2 separate regions of the Homo sapiens genome follow, and region 1 is linked to region 2. A link is a loop called in an ENCODE intact Hi-C map of the cell type or tissue named here. Cell type or tissue: dorsolateral prefrontal cortex. All regions are shown on one strand. Links, peaks and the distances in the headings refer to the core of each region. The heading gives the core; the rest is flanking DNA.

Region 1 (5,367 bases), core at 109-5,108, 110 kb after region 2:
CCTCTCACCTCAGCCTCCCAGAGTGCTGGGATTACAGATGTGAGCCACGGCACCTGGCCACGATGGTCAGCTTTAGGTGTCAACTTGGCTAGACAATAGTACTCGGTTATTTAATCTGTTAAAAAAGTAAACCAAGACAATAAAATGTTAAAGAGTTTATTTGAGCAAAGAGTGATTCACGAATCAGGCAGCTCCAAACCAGAGGTGGTTGGAGGGTTGCACTGAGGACGCAGAGGCACAGATGTTTTAGGGTAAATGTGGAAGAGATGCTGAGAAAATATTTAATTGGTTATAATTATAAGTTGCCTTATTTGGTCTATCCCACTGGAAAGTCCTTAGTTATATAATGAGAAGTTTTTTGGCTGATTCTGACTAGTTGAGCTTAAGTTCTGTTTCTCTTTAACATAGACATTTATAAGAAATAGCTCAAGTTAAGTTTCACTTATGTTTGCAAATCAAACAAGGTGAAGGTCGCATATAGGCCTAACTGGCTTTGTCTGCTCAAGGATTCTTCAGACCTGGTCTTCATTTTAATTGATTCTAACAAACTCAACACTAGCCTAGGTGTTCTGTAAGGCATTTTGTAGATGCAAATCACGTCTGCAGTCAGCCAATTTTAAGAAAAGGAGATTATCCTTGGTAACCTGGGTCAGCCTCATCCAATAGGATGAAAGGCCTTGAGCAGAACTGAGGCTTCCCTGAGGAAGGAGAAACCCTGTCTGGACTGCAGCGTCGGCGCCTGCCAGAGAGTTCCCGCCTGCCCTTCCAGTGCCCTGGCCTACGGATTCCTGACTTGCCCTGACAGCCCCACCTTTGGGGAAGCCAGTTCCTTGCAATGCATCTCTCTCTCTCTGTATATATGGATATACATACTGCTTCTGTTTCTGTGGTAGAGCCCTGACCAATACACTACCTAATAAAATCAATTAAATTCAAACTCATCATTCTCTTTCCCACTATCCTACACCAACACACCCCCCGAGGCGCCCTCCCAGTCCTCATCCTGGTGAATGGCATGGTCTTCCTTGCTGCTGCCCAGGCCAGAAGCTGCGGAGTCTGGCCAGGCTCCTCCCTCTCTCTCCTCCTATACCCAGGCATTGGGCCAGCCCAGGGGTTTTGAGAATTCGCACCCACCCTCCACTCACACCTCCACTGTTTGCCCTCTGGCTTTCCACTGCAGACGTCTCACTAGATTCTCTGTCTCCATGACAGTCTCATCTCCCCTGCCCCAGCCACCAGCCAGGGTGGTCTCTGAGAATCCCATCTGTCCTGTTTAAAGGCCTCTTCTGTGGGCAACATGGAGTCCACACCCCCATGCCGGCCGGCCCTCTCATTCCAGCCGCTGCCCCAGGACCAGGGCATTGGGCCTCCATCTACCTACTGGCTGGCCGCTTGCTTTCCTGAATGCCCAGCAAACCCCAGCCACTGGGGACATGGGCTAGGTCTCTCAGTTCCTACTTTGGAACCTAAAACCTAGTAAGTACTTCAAAACTGTTTTCCTGCAGTGCGATTGAATGGACTTACCCCTCCCTCTCCGTCTCCTCTAACTGCTCATAATACAGAACCCAAGAAATGTACTTAATTAGTTTGGGGGTTACCAACAGGAATTTCACTGTCTTTGTTCATGATTTAATGGTAGGTGATTAGCGCAAAAAAGATGTTGCCCCTTAAGAAAACGAAATCTGCTTTTGTCTCGTGTGTGGTCTTCAAGTGAGTTTTATTTATTTTTATTTTTTTTATTTTTTTGAGATGGAGTCTCGCTCTGTCACTCAGGCTGGAGTGCAGTGGCGTGATCACCGCTCACTGCAAGCCCCACCTCCCAGGTTCACGCCATTCTCCTGCCTCTGCCTCCCGAGTAGCTGGGACTACAGGCGCCCGCCACCACGCCCAGCTAATTTTTTGTATTTTTAGTAGAGACGGGGTTTCACCCTGTTAGCCAGGCTGGTCTTGATCTCCTGACCTCGTGATCCGCCCGCCTCAGCCTCCCACAGTGCTGGGATTACAGGCGTGAGACCCCGCGCCCGGCCCAGTGAGTTTTATTTTTTGTTTCCCGGTGGTGCTTGATACTAAAATATGTTTCACTCCGCTGTTGATCCTTCAACAAGTCTAGAAGAACAGGTGGCCCCAGGGCCATTTCTTTAGGGTCCTAAGCAGATAGGAAGAGCTTTGCTCTGTCTCGTGTTCCAGCGGACCCAACATTCATGTCTCTATTGGATGGAAACTGCTGGAACATCTTCATTTCTGGAGACAGAGCCTGAGTCCTTGGCCCCAGGCCTTTCTCTCCATCCCTGTCAAGCAATTCTTTTAAGTGTTAGCTCCTCGCATAAAGCCTGTGGTCTGCCAGAACCCACCCTGAGGGCCGAGCCCCATGCCTGGCTTGCCCAGTACCCCAGGCTGGGAGCTCAGCAGCCACAGCCTACAACTTGGAGCAGGAAGCACTTGCTGAAAAGGCTCAACGTGAACTTGGACCTGACTTTGACTTCTTCTCTGTTTGAGAGCTTTTGTTTCCCCCACTAGATTCTGGATTCCTAATAACCCTGTGATGAGTCCTCCCTGGAGCGAAGACAGTGAGTAAGCCAGCAGTTGTGTGCTGCAGGAGGCAACTCTGACCCACACAGTTTTCTTGAGTTCATGAATCAAAGATGCCAGACCCTGAGCCCCAAGGGCCGGGTGCCAATGGCCCTGTGAAGGTCATCCTGTGGCCCTTGCAGGCGGAGCCTGTCTTTCCTCTGTGCAAAGCGTGCTCTTGCTGCCCACCGTGGGAAGCTGGGCCCCTGAGTTCCAGCCTCCCTTGCAGAGATGTGCGCTTTCCCGGTACTTTTCCGCCCTGGCATTCTGCATGACTGCCAGGCAATCGCTCGGAGATAAAGTGTACCCTTTATAAGCCCAGAACTTTAAGTTTCTCTCACACAGAGATCAGACTCCTAAAGGGAGTAACTGAAGACATTCTGAAAGCTCCAGGAACAGAGGAGCAGAAGGAGGCCGCCTGCCTCCTGCCAACAGCCAGTCAGGTGAGCTGCGAGCCACCTGGCTGTGTCCCCGGCTGCCCTCCGGGGCCCACTGCCATGGAAACCGCACACAGCATCGCTGCTTGAGGAGCCAGACGAACACAGCTGGCAGGGCCACTGGGTGGGCAGAAGGCAGCTGAGCAGAGCCTCGGGAAGCTGGGCTTCTCTTCTCAGCCCTGCCGCCCCCTCTTCACCGTGTCTGGAACAAGGTATTGCCCCACTAATGGTTTGCTCCCTTGAAAGGGATAAACAATCTCACGCTTCGATTCGAGGATACGGAGCCCTGGTTCTGAGGCACCAGCTGCTCTGTGAGCCTGAAGTGACTCACATAGTGTTTGAATCAACATGCACTGCATGGCGATGACAAGGACCGCTCTTGAGGAAGCCAGTGGGAAAGTGGCCCTCAACCTTTGCAGTCGGAAAGCATTGTAGAGAGATTCCTCGTCCCCAGGGTTTCTCCCCAGGCCCCTCCATGTCATGTAAGGAGTGGTAGCATTCATGTGCTACCATAGCAGGTAAATGGAGCAATTAAAAGTTACAGAATCACTGCAGTCTCTTCCCCATCCTTCACAGCCACTGGAATTCACATCTGCCTTAACGGAGTTCTGGCCTCCTCCTTCCTCCTTTGTGAAACCCTCTGTGGCTGCCCATTGCTTGCAGGAAAAACCCAGAGCTCTGAGTGCATGGCAGCTCACGTTCTTCACAGTCTGGCCCTGATCTTCCCTCCGGGTGCTCGACAGCTTGAATGTGGACCCCAGCCAGCCTGCCCTCCACATCACCCCTGCGACACTTAGTTCCCTCAGTGCGTTCTCATCTGAACACCACACAGCAAGTGTACCACATTGTCCACTGACGGGTGGCTTTCCTTTTGCGAATAGAAACTTTAATAGTACCCAAAAACAAATACAGTACTTTGAAAAAAAGGGTGCAAATATTTGTTGGTACTGGGAAATAAGAAAGGGTTAGAAATATTCTGACTCGGCCGGGCGCGGTGGCTCACGCCTGTAATCCCAGCACTTTGGGAGGCCAAGGCGGCCAGATCACCTGAGGTCAGGAGTTCAAGACCAGCCTGGCCAACATGGTGAAACCCCGTCTCTACTAAAAATACAAAAATTAGCCAGGCGTGGTGGCGCATGCCTGTAATCCCACCTACTCAGGAGGCTGAGGCAGAAGAATTGCTTAAACCGGGAGGCAGAGGTTGCAGTGAGCCAAGATCACACCATTGCACTTCAGCCTGGGTGACAGAGCGACACTCCATATATATATATATATGGCCAGGTGTGGTGGCTCACGCCTGTAATCCCAGCACTTTGGGAGGCCGAGATGAGCGGATCACAAGGTCAGGAGATTGAGACCATCTTGGCTAACATGGTGAAACCCCGTCTCTACTAAAAATACAAAAAATTAGCTGGGCGTGGTGGGGGGTGCCTGTAGTCCCAGCTACTCGGGAGGCTGAGGCAGGAGAATGGCGTGAACCCGGGAGGCGGAGCTTGCAGTGAGCCAAGATCGCTCCACTGCACTCCAACCTGGGCAACAGAGCAAGACTGTCTCAAAGAAAAAGGTTGCCTAGAGGGGGAGGTGGGGGAAGGAGAATGAGCAGGTGGGGATATCTTTTCATATCATTTTGATGGTTTGAACTATGTCATGCATCTCCCATTTGAAAGTTAAACATATTTTTTGAAAAATTATACAAGCATAAGACATTGTTAAATTCAGTCACTTCACAAAAACATGTAAAGTTGGACTCCAAATGCCAGAGGATCCATGGAATCTAACTGTTCTGCCTCTTCTCCCCTACATGAAGCTTCCTCAAGGGCAAGCATCTTGTCCTATTCATCTTTGCGTCACTGGGCCCAAGCACATAGTAGATAATCAACAAATCTTTATTGAATAGATGGGTTGTGGAAACTGACAGCCACAGATTAAACGCAGAAGAAGGCACTAGTGCACATGATCGGGACTGCTCACTTTATTTAACAAGAATCACCATAGTGATGAGAGATGTGTGAGGGAAACGGCACTGCGGTTGCCAACAGCAGCAGGCTGGGGCCAACGGGCTCCCGGAGGCAAAGCCTGGACCATTTCTGAATGAGGGGCTCATCATCGCCTAGAACTTTATGCTTTGTGTGTGTGGGGGGGGGTTCTTTTTGTAAAATTGTATTCATTTTAACAGCAAATGTTGAAAATGTTTCAATATGCATTCTCCCCTAAAATGTGTAGTTATAAGATAAGAGACTTGGTTTTCTTGCCATTTTTCCTTTGCTGATTAAAAAGAAGAAAAAATAAAAAAAAAAACAGGAAATGAAATCTGGTTTATATATAATTTGTCACACATGTAAGATATCCAACTTTGTAAGCA
Region 2 (5,367 bases), core at 97-5,096:
CAGCGTCCATACATAACAGGCGTTCAATTATTGCTCTTCTTCTCCAACTTCTCCTTTGCCGTTCCTGGGCTGGGGGAGGGGCCTTTAACCCCCATCTGCAGGCCCCATCTCATTCTCCCAGGCCTAGGCCCGGAGCCCAATCCTGTGGCACCCCCAGGTCCCCTCTGATTTCTAGCCCAATCCTATCCATTCAAGAGAAGGAGAGGCCGTAAACCCTGGCAGAGATGTGGGGCCCCAACCCCTCTCCAGGGATGTGCACACGAAACCCTGGCATTTGTCCCTCCTCAACTGGGACAGCAGTGCCCGGCCTCAGGAAAAGGGTCCTCTCCAGCGCTGCTGAGGGAATAGAGATCAGGGACAATTGTCTGGTTACATTTCTTTGGAGTCATCTGGAGTCACACGGCCTTCCCCAGGGGCAAGGAGCACCTGATGTGTGCCTGCTCTGTTTAGCCTCCCCAGTGTGGAGAAGGAGATGGGAGCTGGCCTCCTATGAGGGTCAAGCTGGAGATCCCCAATTTCACTGCCTTGGAGCTCCAGGTCTGATGCAGGAAGATCATTGAAAAAAAGCAGCATGGGTTCACCCATCCACTGTGGCGATTATCAGCTTGGCACCAGCTGGACGGGAGAAGAGCTGGGGGCTTGAACGTGGGGCTCCCAGGTGCTGGCTGCAGATTTTAGAGGTGTGGGGGACAGACCCTAGCTTAGCAGTTTCTCTTTTCCCAGTTCTTAGCCCCCAGCCCCCTTCTCATTTCTTCTATCCATATGCTGGAAGAGGTGGTCTCCTGTCTGCCTCACCCTCAGCACTACCCCCATCCCAGCCCCATTGATATTATAGGAAGAAATGGAGAAGGAGCTCAGAGCCCCCTCATAGCGCCTTCCTGCAGTAACCTGCCTTGGGGGACTTTGGGGGCCTCCTCCATCACAGCTGCTGAGCCCAGAGGCCCCACGGGCCCTGCTTTAAGATGTCATTAAAAAGATGAGTCTAAAAGAAAAACCTATTAAAATTCACAATCCACATGCCCATTTTTCTACCTCGACCATGTACCCAAGAGAGGGCCTGTACACGAATGTGCCTGCTGTGTTGTGTAGCAGCAAAACCTCGGGAACGATGGACATGGCACAGACAACAGCACCACTGAGCAGGCCGGGCCCCCACCGAGAGGGGGTCCCACACGCCACCCGCACACTGGCTCCACTCCCACGCCAGGAAGGAGCGCGAGGTGCAGAGCCACCTCCAGGTGACCCCATCCACACCCAGCAACGGCAGAGTCCCCCTCTTCCCCAGGGAGCAGCTCCATGCCACTCCCTCGACACAGAGGGCCCTCTGCTCCGGAGGACGTTCGCTCTCTCTGCAGCCACCCTGTCTGGTCATCTCCTCTTGAGGATTCAGACCCCGGACTTCCCAGTGCCTGCTGTGCTGCCTTGGGCTGAGCACCCGGGACCTAACAACGATGCCTAGCACTTGTGTTCATCAGCTGGGCTCCCAACACAGAGCCACACGACTGTGTGTGTTCATCAGCTGGGCTCCCGTCACAGAGCCGCACGACTGTGTGTGTTCATCAGCTGGGCTCCCATCACAGAGCCGCAAGGACTATGGGACTAGAACAGCAGAACCATTGTCTAGCAGTCCTGGAGGCTGCAAGTCCGAGTTCAAGGTGTTGGCAGAGTTGGTTTCTTGCAAGCCCTCTCTCCTTGGCTTGCAGGTGGCCGCCTTCCCCTAGCTTCCACACATGGTTGTCCCTGTGTGTCTGTGTCCTAAACTCCTCTTCTTATAAAGACATCAGTCATATTGGATGAGTAACCTCATTTGAATTTAATGACTTCGTAAGTTCCTATCTCCTAATCTATGCACACTCAGAGCTACTGGTGGTAGGACTTCAACCGCTGAATTGTAGGGGAACACAATTCGCCCCATTACACTGGTCCAGCACTGACCACATGTGAGGCAGTATTCTAAATGCTTTAACTCACTCATTTCTCTCAACATCCCTCAGAGGTGGGAACTATTTTAACCATCCTCATGTTACAGATGAAAAAACTAAGGCTCAGAGCCATGACAACAATTGTCCAAGGTCGCCAGCACCTACACTGGCTTGTGTGTGCCTCATTGGTGTCCCCAGCTAGAAGCTGTGCCCCGTGAGGATAGCAGTTGATTGCACCATTCCCAATGCCTGGCACAGAGAGAGTGCTGAGTGAGGGAGTGGTGGCCAGAGAGGAGCTGCCCTCCAAGGACTGTAGCCCCGCAGAGGCCTCCCTTTCAATGCTCAGCTCAGAGCTGAGCTCTCTGGCCCCCTGGCAACCAGCCCCTGCTCCCCAGGCCCCAGGCCTGCCCAGACACAGGAGCCGCAGGGCCACACAGATGGCACAGCCCTTTGGTAAAAATCAATGCCATTGCCAGTGAGCAGCTGGGCCAAGCTTCCCAGAGTGCTACGGTATCCCAGCAACAACACGCACATCCCCTTGTCTGCAAGCTCCTGAGAAGATACTGCTCCCAGACACCACAGCCCAGCTAGTCCCAGCTTGACTCAGGAGCCACTGAACCTGCAGCCTCCACCCAGGCTGGTATGGGCTGGGCAGGCCTCCTGGGCCAGAGACAGACCCCTGTGGGGGAGGCTGAGAATGGGATCCAGGTTAAAGACCCCACCCACCACCACAGGCCCCCAGGTCTGCTGCCCTCCTAGTTAATCCTCTTAGATCAGGGAAAACTGCAGGGAGCCTGTCTGCCATGTGAGCAGTTATGATTTGACAGGAGTCTGTAAGCAGATGCATGTGCAGGATCCTTCATGGAGATGCCAAGTAGTTGAACCAGGAAAGCATCATCCTCATTCACCTAGATCAGCTACAGAAGTGGGCACTGAACCCAGACCTGGGCAAGAGCCCAGTGTATCCGCTCCCTGTGTCATCAGCTTGTGTGGTCAGGGTGCCCAATTCCAGAGCCAGGGATCCTGGCGGGCTGTGAGAACTTCCTTGAGCCCCTTGCCAGTGTGGGGCTGCCAGCCCTGGGCCCCGGGGAAGGGGAGCAGGAGGCCGGAGCCCAGCTCCAGACTCCCGGAGACCGCACAGCTCCAGCCCTTCCCGAGGCTCTGGGCTCACGTATGTTCAGGTCCCCTATTTCAGTTTCCTTGGCCTTGTTTGCTCCGTTGCTAGTGCTCTTTACTCCCCGACTTTTAACTTTTCAGAAATCTTTGTAGCTCCTTTCCTGTTTTATCTCGCCCATTGATTGAGGAAGCTGTTGGCTCATTTCATCTGGCATATTTTTCTTGTTTTACATTTACGGTGTGTTGTTTTGTTTCCATCACATTGTATTTTGAAGAGTCTTCTCTTTCTATTTGGCCTTGTCTGTGGGTGGCAGCGTTTTTGGAGGAAGGGCCCAGGTTTTGGAGCTGGGCAGACCCTGACTCAGCTATAGCTCTGCCAGGCTGGTAATTTTTTGGCCTCTTACAGTCACTTTAAGTCTCTGAGCCTCAGTTTCCTCCTATTAAAAATAGGAATAGTCATACCTGTGGGAAGGTTCAGGCCTATTCGGTATTGTTCATTTAAAGCGCCTGGCACAGGGCCTGTCCATTATGGGGGCACCGTCATTGCTAGCACATGTCAACGCCGGCACCAGGAGCGTGGGCTTCTGCTGTGTCCCAAATTGTGAGACCAGTGGTCTTCTTTGTCTTCCCGTCCCACACCTGAACAGCTGTGAGGAGGGTCTCGACCACATGCCAGGAACCTCAGTGCTCCCCCTCGATAAGGGACAGAGCTGTCCACACCACCCCTCGCCCTCTTTGGGACGCTGCGCACTCTCGCAGTGGTAGGGCGGAGAGCTGTCAATCAAATGCAGTGCCTCACCTCCTGCGGCAGGATTGGACGTTCGGCCCAAGCCGGACCAATCAGCATCCTTCCCCAGTGCTTTCCGACTGGACCTAAGGCTTGAGGCACATTTCCTCTTGGAGGAGCGGCTCTGAAGCGAGGGTCTGCCACTGTCGGGAGCCTAGAGGGGAAGAAGCTGGCCTGGGCCAGGCCCCAGAAGTGGACGAGAGAGGGTCTGGACATGCTGCGCCTACTGCCGGGGCCCCTTGGACGCAGCAACAGTTTGGTTCTAAGAGCCCGTCAGCTGGTCTGAGCCAGCTTCTGACAGTTGCAGCCAAGAATCCTAATTCAAACGCCCACGGCTCTGCCAGGCCGCCAAGATGGGTTCCCATAACCTGAGCTCCCTCTCCAATTCAGACAGACTCTGGAGGGCTCCCCAGGGAACACATGATTGAGCCCACTTACCAAGCCGGCAGGCTTCTCTCTCCAGGAAGGCACCAAATTTTCATGGACCAGCTCACAAGCTGGAGCCTGGGGTGGCTCCACACCCCAAGCAGGCAGGCTCCTTCACACAGGAGGACACCCTGGCAAGGGGTGCCTGAGAGCAGGGCCCCACAGGCCTGGGTGAGTAGGACATCTAGGTGGCTCACGAGGACGCTGCATATTCTGAGTCTCAATCCCTAGGAAGGAGACCAGGGTGTGTTCTGGGAGCTGGGAACAGGGCAGGGCTGTGGGTGTTGGGGTACGAGGTCTGCACCCAGCCAATCAGCGTCGGGGTCCAGGGTGTGTGCCCTGTCCCACTGCAAGAGAGGGGCCGAGGCAGGGAGCCAGGACACAGGGTACAGAAGGCATGCAGTCAGATGGATGAGGCCAGCAGGGACAAAGGGAGACACACCAGGCCCAGGGCTGCGGCAGGCCCATCAAGGGACTCTCTGCCCCCTCAGAAGTGCCCTCACGCTGTTCGGCAGCCAGGCATAGGTGGAGAGTCATGGTCCAGTCAGGCGGCCCCGACTTCAGGTCAGAGGGCACGGAGGACGTCCGGGCAGAGGACTTGGAGGACGTCAGGGCAGAGGACTTGGAGGACGTCAGGGCAGAGAGCACAGAGTACGTCAGGGCAGAGAGCAAGGAGGACGTCAGGGCAGAGGACTCAGAGGGCGTTGGGGCAGAGGGCACAGAGGACGTCGGTGCAGAGGACTCAGAGGACGTCAGGGCAGAGGGCACGGAGGACGTTGGGGCAGAGGACTTGGAGGACGTCAGGGCAGAAGGCACAGAGGACGTCGGGACAGAGGGCACGGAGGACGTCGGGGCAGAGGACTCAGAGGACATCAGGGCAGAGAGCTCAGAGGACATCGGGGCAGAGAGCACAGAGGACGTCGGGGCAGAGGGCACGGAGGACGTCGGGGCAGAGGACTCAGAGGACATTGGGGCAGAGAGCACGCAGGACGTCAGGGCAGAGGACTCAGAGGACGTCGGGGCAGAGGGCACGGAGGACGTTGGGGCAGAGGGCACAGAGGACGTCGGGGCAGAGGACTCAGGATGTCAGGGCAGAGGGCACAGAGGATGCCAGGG

What was found. Hi-C counts contacts between places; a loop is a spot of excess contacts. Peaks named below come from ENCODE experiments on the same cell type or tissue, not always from the same donor. Only the 100,000 strongest peaks of a DNase experiment are listed, where the experiment ranks them.
Region 1: a loop joins it to region 2, with 2.0 times the contacts of the local background. A loop is called at or near these places in 1 of 110 quality-filtered maps.

What each region holds. Positions count from the first base shown.
Region 1 is chr5:179,483,642-179,489,008 of GRCh38, forward strand. No RefSeq gene overlaps it. Among named protein-coding and RNA genes, the nearest start is that of RUFY1, 64 kb to the right of the region's middle. In dorsolateral prefrontal cortex, for the core only: no CTCF peak of the experiment used is centred there; DNase peaks (open chromatin) are centred at 2,794 and 3,327; H3K4me3 peaks cover 370 bases; H3K27ac peaks cover 550 bases.
Region 2 is chr5:179,369,498-179,374,864 of GRCh38, forward strand. LOC124901149 (a long non-coding RNA gene) reads left to right here and starts at 3,934. Exons shown (of 3, transcript XR_007059083.1): 1 at 3,934-4,422. In dorsolateral prefrontal cortex, for the core only: no CTCF peak of the experiment used is centred there; DNase peaks (open chromatin) are centred at 1,516, 2,428, 3,884 and 4,154; H3K4me3 peaks cover 656 bases.